Regions from separate parts of the Homo sapiens genome. Here region 2 is linked to region 1. A link is a contact called in ENCODE Hi-C or POLR2A ChIA-PET data. All regions are on one chromosome and are shown on one strand. The core of a region is the stretch at or near the end of the contact, and the rest is flanking DNA. Distances in the headings are between cores, read along the strand shown. Region 1 holds the start of STK26 (serine/threonine kinase 26). Region 2 overlaps ELF4 (E74 like ETS transcription factor 4).

Evidence for each region. A loop is a pair of places that touch in the nucleus more often than their neighbours do. ChIA-PET counts read pairs that join two places held with the same protein, here RNA polymerase II (POLR2A). Pooled maps may share reads with other maps.
Region 2: a loop to region 1 is called in a map with no recorded cell type, with 11 times the contacts of the local background. The contact joins the enhancer-like site here to the promoter of STK26 in region 1. A Hi-C loop is called at or near these places in 3 of 37 single-sample maps with no recorded cell type and 10 of 50 pooled maps. POLR2A ChIA-PET finds 5 or more read pairs at or near these places in 1 of 52 experiments (activated CD4-positive, alpha-beta T cell).

What each region holds. Positions count from the first base shown.
Region 1 is chrX:132,019,947-132,024,811 of GRCh38, forward strand. STK26 (serine/threonine kinase 26) reads left to right here and starts at 3,356. Exons shown (of 12, transcript NM_016542.4): 1 at 3,356-3,461; 2 at 3,562-3,713. The coding sequence starts at 3,672. RefSeq lists enhancers at 2,904-3,450, 2,938-2,987, 3,438-3,597, 3,451-3,998, 3,968-4,037 and a silencer at 3,148-3,397.
Region 2 is chrX:130,090,479-130,095,826 of GRCh38, forward strand. The region is part of intron 1 of ELF4 (E74 like ETS transcription factor 4); the gene reads right to left. Among named protein-coding and RNA genes, the nearest start is that of ELF4, 17 kb to the right of the region's middle. RefSeq lists a silencer at 1,207-1,256. Within about 2 kb of position 1,838, at least 18 of the 41 ENCODE cell types and tissues checked have a DNase peak (open chromatin) inside an H3K27ac peak, as active enhancers do.

The sequences.
Region 1 (4,865 bases), core at 2,106-4,605:
AAGAACACTGTCTAACTTGAAATTCACTAACCTTACCTAATCTGTGTATAATGTTACTCAAAACCTTACCTAATCTGTGTATAATCTTATTTTATTTATATGGTTATTAAGTATTCACAGCCATTCAGATCACATCAATCAAGCAGGTACCAAATCCTTTCTGAGGTGCTATGTTACACTCTACGTGTGACCAAAAAGCATAAGTTGTGTCTCTCCTCAAGAAACGTTTTCCATTAAACTACGGGAATACACTGTAATATATTTTCAGACTCTGGGCTGACTTTTTTTTTTTTTTTTTTTTGGAGATGGAGTCTCGCTCTGTGGCCCAGGGCGGAGTACAGTGGCATGATCTCAGCTCACTGCAACTTCTGCCTCCCAGGTTCAAGCAATTCTCCTGCCTCAGCTTCCAGAGTAGCTGGGATTACAGGCACACACCACCATGTCCAGCTAATTTTTGTATTTTTAGTAGAGATGGGGTTTCGCCATGTTGGCCAGGCTGGTCTCAAACTCCTGACCTCAGGTAACCTGCCCGCCTCGGCCTCCCAAAGTGCTGGGAACAGGGGTGAGGCACCACGCCTGGCCTGGGCTGACAATTTGAAGTAAAATATTTAAGTTTCCTTTGTGTGTGTGTGTAACAAAAGCGTACTTGAATTTCTTGTCATTTTATTTAAGAATTTGAGAAATAATCCAGTTCAAAGTGGAAAAAAAGTTTCTAATGCTCATAAAATTTGAATTGTTTTCAAATGTTGACACCTTCACAAGATTTAATTTATAGATACACACACACACACAGACACAGACACACACACACACACACACAGGAAAAATCATTTAAAAGCCCACAAGCAATCCCATGTAAAAACTCAAGTGATCTCTATCAATTATAACAACAACTGATGCTTTATTTAATAGCAGTAAACCTAAATAAAGGCTAAAAAGCTCACTAAGATCTCAAATGCAATGTCTTTCAGGAAATGTCTCAATATTCCAGGTCTCAGCATTAAGCTTTTATTCTTCCACATAGTTACATAACTCTGGCCCAGAATGATGTCAGAGAAAGTCATTTCTCTGATATGCTTAATTTACTTATCTATCAAAATTATACAACTGGCTCATAAGTAGTTGTGAAATTAAACTAGCAGGAAAGAATTTTGGAGACTAAATAATGAAAGATGTAACACACAATAAACTGAACAATTTAAATGTTCAGTAAGGGCAATGCCTAGGGGTTTAACCTGACATCAATAAAATATATAGTGTATACATTATGCACCTAGTAACCTCAGTGGAGAATTCAAAAGAAGTTCATTCATTCATTCAACAATTATTTATTGAGGGCCTACTACATGCCATGAACCTAGTCTCTGGGGATACAGCAATGGACAAAATGTATAAAAAGCTTGCCCTCAGACTCCTGCCATCCTACCTGAATCATTCTCATGTAAGAGAGGCTGGATCTCTGCCCTCAAGGACCTAATATGGGCACACAAAACAAATGAAATATATGAAATAAGAAGAAAGAACTACAGTGTGAGCGCTGCTCACATTGGAGGAGTTTGAAGGAGGGCTTGGAGCAACTAGGAAGGGTCAATGGAGGTGAGATTTGAGACAGGTCTTAAATGATGGAGCTTGATTCAGACCCTTGCGACTTAAAAGTGTGATCTAAACATCATCACCATGTGAGAGCTTGTTAGCATTGCAGAATCTTGGGCCCAGTCCAGACATGGGAGATAAAAATCTGCGCTTTTGAGGGAGCAAAAGAACCCTCGGATTTCTATGGACATTAAAAGTTTAGGTGGCACTGCAGGTTTCCGGTCAGGCTGGCAATGTTGTGAGCTGGGTTGGTGGGAAATCGAGACTAGATTGGAGCCTAACATTAGGTTAGAAATAGTGAAGGGCTGGACTTGGGGAACTAGGAGTAAGGAAAATGCAATTGTACCTTTTATCATCATTAAACACAAACAGAAACCATAGAGAAAGTAGTAAGTTTATCACCAGTCAGAGGGACCTGCGTCTGAATTCCCAGCTGTACCACTTCTTAATTGCGTGACATTTCGGTCAAATTATTTAACCTGGTTGAGCCTTTTTCTTCATCTGTAAAATGAGGGGAAATCAATAAGACTCCAGAAGGCCCTTGTACAGGTTCAGTAAGGTATTAATAACACATAGAAAGCACTTAGCAGTCCCTGGCACAATGAAAATAATATCCATTAATAATAACGATATTGATAAGAATTATATACTATTCTCTGAAAAAGATTTAAAAGGAAGAAGAGAAACTATCTTTTACCACTAGAGGCCCCCCACCGTGTGGTGCGTAGAGACCCATAACAAATTTCAAGGTAAGGAACTTCATCTTCATTTTAAACTGGCACTCGACTATTACTTTTTTAAAAAGTAATTAACCCCTTACGTGTTCCCAAAGGTGCCTTCATAATGAAATTCCTGTTACTATTATTACCAGTGTTACTGTCGCTACTGTTAGAGTACTCTCAAAAGAGCCTGTCTCCCTCTCCTGGAGTAGAACTTAAAATGGGGCGGAGGCAGGGAGTTACCAAAACCACTGCAGTGTATGCTGATTTCAATAACCTGTACTGCTAACGATCCAATCTCATTTCCCAAGCCTCTACTATCCTCATTAATTTTTCTGCCGATGTACCATCTGTTTTCCAATTTCCCTCTGCCTTACACGTGCAGAACTTGTGGTAGAGAGAAGCCCTAGTTTGGCCGTTCTGCAAGGGATAGCCCAGGAGGTAGGGGGAACCTTAAGTTGAAGTCACCTGAAGCATGTTTGGGGTCAGGGAACTCGGAAAGCAAGAGTGTGGCCACAGATCTGCCCAGAGGCGCGACCCCCAGCTGAGGAGACCAGATGGCGGGAAAAAGCGGGGGTCCACCGACTCCGCGGCTATCTGTAATCCTACCCTTGGCCAGGCCGGGGAGCCAAGAAAGACTTCCAACACTCCCCAAGTTTCAGCTCAAGTCGTCTCCGAGGCTGCGTGTGCCCCAGCCTCGCACGCCTCCCTGCAACGTGGCCGCATCTGGGGCGCCCTCATACCCTCAGGGTTTCCCAAACTCTTCCATTCTCTTCCCAGGCCCAGCCATGTCCCAGGTCTCCGGGTCCCCGGGTTCTCCTCTCCGCGTGCCGGGAGAGTCTCCAGCTTCTCAGACTCCAGCAACCCCAGCCAAACCTCTTCGCTGCCTGGAGCCTTGGCTCCCGCGACACCGCCCGGCTGCGGGGCGGGGGCAGGGCCAACGGCGGAACCGCCCCCAACCGCCTCCCAGGCCAGGCGAGCAGGCGGGTGGCTGGGGCGCCTCCACCTCCTCTTCCTAAAGCGGCGAGGCGCAGAGGAGCGGCATCACTCGAGCCCAGGTCCCAGCCACCACCACTCACAGCGCTCGGCGTTCAGGAAGAGGAGCAGCAGCGGAGGCGGCTGCTTCAGCGGCGGGCGGGCGCCAGAAAGGTAGACTGAGTCCCAGGGAGCTGCGCCGCTAACAGCCCACCTCCTAGCCCCGGGCTACGCGCCGCCAGCCCAGTAACCCCACTTTTGTGTGTCCTCCCAGGCCCCGATCGAAAAGCCTGGGAGGGCCGCCGAACTACCCCCGGAGGGAGGAGCCAGTCCGAACCCAAGGCGCCACCGCCGCAGAAGCGGAGCGAGGCAGCATTCGCCTCCATGGCCCACTCGCCGGTGGCTGTCCAAGTGCCTGGGATGCAGGTGAGGAAGCGCAGGCCGCCCCCGCCGCCCACGTGACTGCTTGGGAGCCCGGTGCGCCCTCGGTGCTGGGCACCGGCGACAAGGGACGGCCCCAGGGCTCCCCTGAGGGCAGGGCCGGTCACTATGGCCAGGTGACCTGGGAGTAGGGCTGGAGGTGTTTCCTGGTGTGTAGGCTAGGTAGTGCTCTTCGCTGGGAAGGCGAGGCGGGACTGGAGCGCGCAACTAGGTGGAGATTGAGGGCGGTTGGGGGTATAAAAATAGGCCAGAGCCACAGACACCTGCGCCTGCTGAGCTTGGCACGGTTGGGGATGGGGGGGCGGAACTTAACCTGGGAGAGATGGAAGTGCCTTGGAATTTGTGGGGTATAACGCGAGTAGTGAGTGCCCTACACCCCCCACCCCAAACACACACTCAAGTTGGGGCGGGGCAACACCAGGGGTGGCGGCGGCGGCGGCTTGAATTGGGCTCTTCCTGTGTGCGTAGGGCTAAGAGAGAGGTGACCTCTTTCTCCCTTTCGGTACTGCTGCTTAAGGGCAAAGTTGTAGCTTGCTCCCCGACCTAGCCCAGCCCATAGTGTGGCGTGAGAAATGCTGGTTCTGTTCAGAGTCACTGAGGTGATGACTTCTCAGCCCCCTCCGTGCCTTTCCCACAAGATGACTGTTACATGTGGTTAAAGGAAGCTTTTTGTCTTGGACAAGGGACTACTGCATGGGACCCAACTTGTTACTCGAAGTCTACCCAGCCCAACCCCCTCCCATTATATTTTCATTTTATTAAAGATAAGCTATGTCAGAAAACTTTTTATGCTGTTATGTTTTTAAATCGGTGCATTTTAGGCTATCTGCTAAGTGTTATCCAAATTTACTAACTTTTTAAAGCATTCATGTTCTATTTTTTTTTCCTTTGCTAGATGGCCTAAACAACCCATTTAGGGGCTAAAACCACTGAAGCCTCAGTCTTTCATGATCTAAAATGTGAAAACAAACTTTTTTGAAGTTCAAAAATAAAATGTTTATAGTAAATAGCTTATATTTCTAGTAGAAATCAAAGAGCTGTAGACTGGGGCCTCAATTTACTTATTGATACATGGAGTTTTTTTTTTTTTTTCAGTGTTCTCATTTTATGAATGTCCACAAAAGTGATTTTTAAATT
Region 2 (5,348 bases), core at 588-3,087, 1.9 Mb before region 1:
CGTGCCTGTGTTCACACTGTCCCCCAGGCCTGACAGGCCCTTCTTCAACTTCTGCAAGCCCAATGCCCACAAGTCCTTCAAGATCTGAAGCAAATGTCACCTTCTTTTCAAAGCCTTCCCTGCTTCCTCCCCACCTGGCACACTCTCTCCTCCTCCTCATGACACCTTAGCTTTACTTCTTAGACCAAAGCAGGGGTTCATAAACTATGGCTCATGTGCCAAACCCAGCCCTGCGGTCCATTTTTAGACGGCCCATGAGCTAAGAATGGGTTTTACATTTTTTAATGATTGGGAAAAATCAAAAGAAAAATATTTCCTGACATATAGTGATTTTTTAATATATGTATTTTTTGAGACTGGGTTTTGATCTGTCACCCAGGTTGGAGTGCAGTGGCACAATCATGGCTCACTGTAACCTCTGTCTCCTAGGCTCAAGTAATCCTCCCGCCTCAGCCTCCCAAGTAGCTGGAACTACACGTGCACGCCACCGTGCCCGGCTAACTTTTTGTATTTTTTGTTGAGACAGGGTTTTGCCATGTTGTCCAGGTTGGTCTCAAATAAACTGGCTCAACCAATTCTTTGTAGGAAAGGTTTGCTGAATGCTGGACTAAAGGCTTCAGTGTGAATAAATTCACCAAGTTCATTTCTTTTTTAAAATTTATTTTAGGCCAGACACAGTGGCTCACTCCTATAATCCCTGTACTTTGGGAGGCCGAGGCGGGTGGATTACCTAAGGTCAGGAGTTTGAGACCAGCCTGGCCAACATGATGAAACCCCGTCTCTACTAAAAATACAAAAAATTAGTTGGGCATGGTTGTGGGCGCCTGTAATCCCAGCTACTCAGGAGGCTGAGGCAGGAGAATCGCTTGAACCCGGGAGGCAGAGGTGCAGTGAGCCGACATCGTGCCACTGCACTCCAGCCTGGGCAACAAGAGTGAAACTCCATCTCAAAAAAATATATATTTTTTCAAATTTGTATTTATTTATTTTTCAGAGATGGGGTCTTGCTATATTGCCCAGGCTGGTCTCCAAGTCCTGGCCTCAAGCCATCCTCACACCTCCACCTCCCAAAGTGCTGGGATTACAGGCGTGAGCCACCACACCCACCCCATCATGTTGATTTCTGAGAAGAATGTCACAGAGCACTTGGGGATGGAGGTGCCTGCAGGGAGGTGTGGGATGCCAAATACAACTCAGCAGATTCTCATCAGAAAGAAGGTCCTGGGCTGGGGTTAGGAGACGTGAGTTCTGCCCATGATGTGACCTCGAGCAGGTCACTTCTGCTTTGTGTGCCTCGGTTACCTCATCTGCACAATGAGGGGGTTGGACTGGGTGACCTAAGGGCCTGTCTAGCCCTATGACTTAGACAGGCAGTGATCAACTGCATTACCATCTCCCACAGTTCTTAGCAGGCATGGTCCTGATCATTTACCCTCAGAACAAAAGCTTACAGAAGGGTCCTCTGCCCAGCTGTGGTTTTCCGCTGCCCCCATGGGCCTCCCTCACTCCACACTCACCTGCCCTGCCCCACCCTTCCCGTCTGCTGACCTTTCTGCCCTCCTCTCGGAATTCCTCTCCTTGCAAAATGAAGATGGCCTCCTCTGAAAGAGCCCTCCCCTCCCTCCAGTCCGGTGGGCTAAAAGCCTCCACTTTTTTGGGAGGGAGACAGGGAAAGGACTCTCACCTCTCCCCAGCCTCCCAGGGCCCACAGCAGACAGGCAGTGGAGTAGGAGATAGGGCCAGCTCTCACCGCACCCCTGCTCTGCCAGCGGAAACAGCCCTTCTCTGCCACTTCCTGTCCCAGGGGTTTCAGCAGTTTCCCCTTCGGGGCCTGCTGGCCCTCCCAGCCCCGCCCCTGCCTCACACAGGTCAGGGAGTGCAGAGAGGGAAGGGCCCTGCGTGGTGAGTGGGGAGGATCCCTCACAGGAAGGCTGAGGAGACAGCTGTCTACACAAGGGGACGCCCCAGTGGCAGGTCTACCAGACTGCTTTGGGCTAGGAGCAGGTACAAGCGGATGCAGTACCTGGGAGGGAGATTGGGGCTCTCTTGCTACCACAAACCCTCTCCACAAACCCTCTCCTACTACCAGATGAGTAGAAATGACTTTATCACTTTACCTAGCTGTCACCTTGAGGGGTGGAGTGAGCCTGGCCTTAGAGGACTGGATAAAAAACTGGAATATAAATGCTGAGGTCAATGTCCAGGAAGGACTAGCCCAGGGTGGCTTCGAATGGAGGGACAGGTTTAATGAAGCAAGAGGATGAGAGGTTAGTTCACTGGGGCAGATGACATTGAAATCAATGTCACTTCGTAATTTTGCAGGGGCCTTGTCCCTAGCACCAATGGACACAGGCGACAACGGAGGGCAAAGTACAGTTGTCCCCTGGCATACTTGGGGATTGGTTCCAGGACCACCTGGGAATACCAAAATCCATGCACACTCAAGTCCCGCAGTTGGCCTGTGGAGCCCACAAATCCAAAAAGGTGGCCCTCCCTGTACTCAGGTTTCGAATCTTGAGAATACTGTTAAAAAAAAAAAAAATCCACATATAGGCCGGGTGTGATGGCTCATGCCTATAATTCCAGCATTTTGGGCCAAGGCAGGCAGATCACCTGAGGTCAGGAGTTCGAGACCAGCCTGGCCAACATGATGGCGTGGTGGCAGGCACTCTGTCCCCCAGGTTGGAGTGCAGTGGTGAGCCTATAATCCCAGCTACTTGGGAGGCTGAGGCAGGAGAATTGCTTGAACCCAGGAGGCGGAGGTTGCAGTGAGCCAAGATCGCGCCATTGCACTCCAGCCTGGGTGACAGAGCAAAACTCTGTCTCAGAAAAAAAAAAAAAAAATCCACATATAAAGTGGATCCGTGTGGTTTAAACCCATGTTGTTCAAGGGTCAACTGTATTATATCACATATGGGTCAAGGGTAGAGGCATTTTCTGGGTGATGTAGCAGGAAACTCTCACATTCCATGGTGGCTGATGACTTGGTGTGGTGACTTCCACTCTTAAGTACCTCCCAGGTGCTGTTGCAAGGTGGGGTTCCTAGCCGTAGGGCTGTGTGCCTGTGAGGTTATTGTGCAGGCAGGTGACCCACTCAGTGAGACCCTCCCAAGGCCATGGGTCAGAACAGCTGTAAGCAGCCTGAGGCTTTGGACCTCTCTGCCCAGTTGCCAGTCCTCCTGGGGACAGGCCAGAACTATGTGATGCTGGCTCTAGAAGCCTTGCTGCCTGGTTCGGGGGCCTCGTGGTGGATGGACACAATCACCTTGGCTTCCCCGTAGTGATATTGTTCCCTGAGGTTCAAGCAGCTGTGCAAGAAGCTAAGGGGATTCCTACAAATGATGGTTCTGGATGGGCCTGCAAAAAAAATGGCTGAGAAGGTGATCTTGATACCTCTCTCAGCTCGGGGCCATATTCTTGTATCTTTGGCCAAGAACCCTGCCCAGCCAGGCCTCCTGTCATGAGAGCAGGGGCCGGGCGTGGTGGCTCACACCTGTAATCCCAACACTTTGGGAGGACGAGGTGGGTGAATCACTTGAGGTCAGGAGTTCAAGACCAGCCTGGCCAACATGGAGGCACCCCGTCTCTACTAAAAATACAAAAATTGGCCGGGTGTGGTGGCTCACGCCTGTAATCTCAGACTTTGGAGGCCAAGGTGGGCGGATCATGAGGTCAGGTGGGCGGATCATGAGGTCAGGAGTTCGAGACCAGCCTGGTCAATATGGTGAAACTCCATCTCTACTGAAAATACAAATATTAGCCAGGCGTGGTGGTGCAAGCCTGTAGTCCCAGCTACTCGGGAGGCTGAGGCAGAAGAATCACTTGAACCCAGGAGGCAGAGGTTGCAGTGAGCCGAGATCACGCCACTGCACTCCAGCCTGGGTGACAGAGTGAGACTCCATCTCAAAAAAACAAAAACAAAACAAAACAAAACAAAAATTAGCCATGCATGGTGGCGGGCGCCTATAATCCCAGCTACTCGGGAGGCTAAGGCAGGAGAATCGCTTGAAACCCGGAGGCAGAGGTTGCAGTGAGCCAAGATCACGCCACTGCACTCCAGCCTGGGTGACAGAGGAGACTCCATCTCAAAAAAAAAAAAAGAGAGAGAGAGAGAGCAGGGTCCCACTTTTCCCTGTCCCCTCTCACTCTATGTCCCCCCTAGGACAAAGAGGAACCAGTTCCCTCCAGATAGGGCCCCGCCGCCCCTGAGGGGAGTACCTGCTTGTCCACTCCTGCAAGCTGGAGTGAATACGGCTTCACAGCTGGTAGGGAGAACGCCAAGGAAACCTTAGAAACAACATCTGGATGTGCACCTGGGCTTCTGCCAGCCCCTCCCTACATCTGCAGCACAAACCCAGGGCCAGGGTTTGGTTACAAGCCTGGCTCAAAGCTGGCGGCACGTGTTTGGGTGGAGGGGGTGGAAGCGCTTGAGGTTGGTGCCAGCTCAGGGTGAGCACTTGTGGGGTTGGCAGTGACCTGAGCTGCTGGTGGGCCGAGGGTGGTGGGTGTGGCCACTGTGGTCTCAGGCATGGCCTGCTGGGGGAGGGGCAGTGGGGCGTGGGTGCTTGTGTAAAGGTGGGCAAGATTTTCTTTTGCGCTCTCTGATACCACTTCAAGTTGCTCCCCCTGCTTCGGGAAAAGGAGGGCCAAACAGTAAAAATGACAAGATGACAGGGTGGTGTGCAGGGAAGGTGGCAGGGATGTGTAGTTCTGGGGTGCTACACCGTCCCTGCAAAGGAGCCAGTAAGTGGCAGAGCCGGGGTTTGAACCTAGCTTTATTTCCAACTACTACACACAATGAACTTTGTTTTCAGTGAAATCTGCTTTGGTAATAATTCTGTTTTAATAGTTTCATTTGAAAAACAGTAGAAGTGAGGCTCAGAGATTAGGTAACATGATCAAGGCCACCACTGCCCAAGAATGGAGGCAGAACTCAAACTGGGGCCGGTGTGACCTTGATCTTGAAGTCCCTGCTTTTTCCTCTGTCCATGCTAGCAACCATCTGCTAGGATCCCTAGCTCAAGGCTGGCTCACAGCTCTCCACTTCGAAGCCTCAGAGCCCCTGTGGGGCCGCTTCAACAGAGGCTTCCCAGGCTTGTGTCCCAAGCCCCTCAAGGACTCAATGTCAACCCAAGCTCCATCTAGTAAGTCAATTCTAACTTCCAATGGTGACCATGTGAGCTCCTGTGGCCAGCTGCGGAGAAGGAGTATTGTGGAGGGGGAGCCTTCCAGCTCTGATGATGTGGAGGCCGACTCTTCCTATAAGCTCTGCTGTTTCCAGAGAGTTCCTGGCTCCAGACCTCAAGTAGCCACAGCATGGTCCCTGCCCCATAAATATACACTTGCTC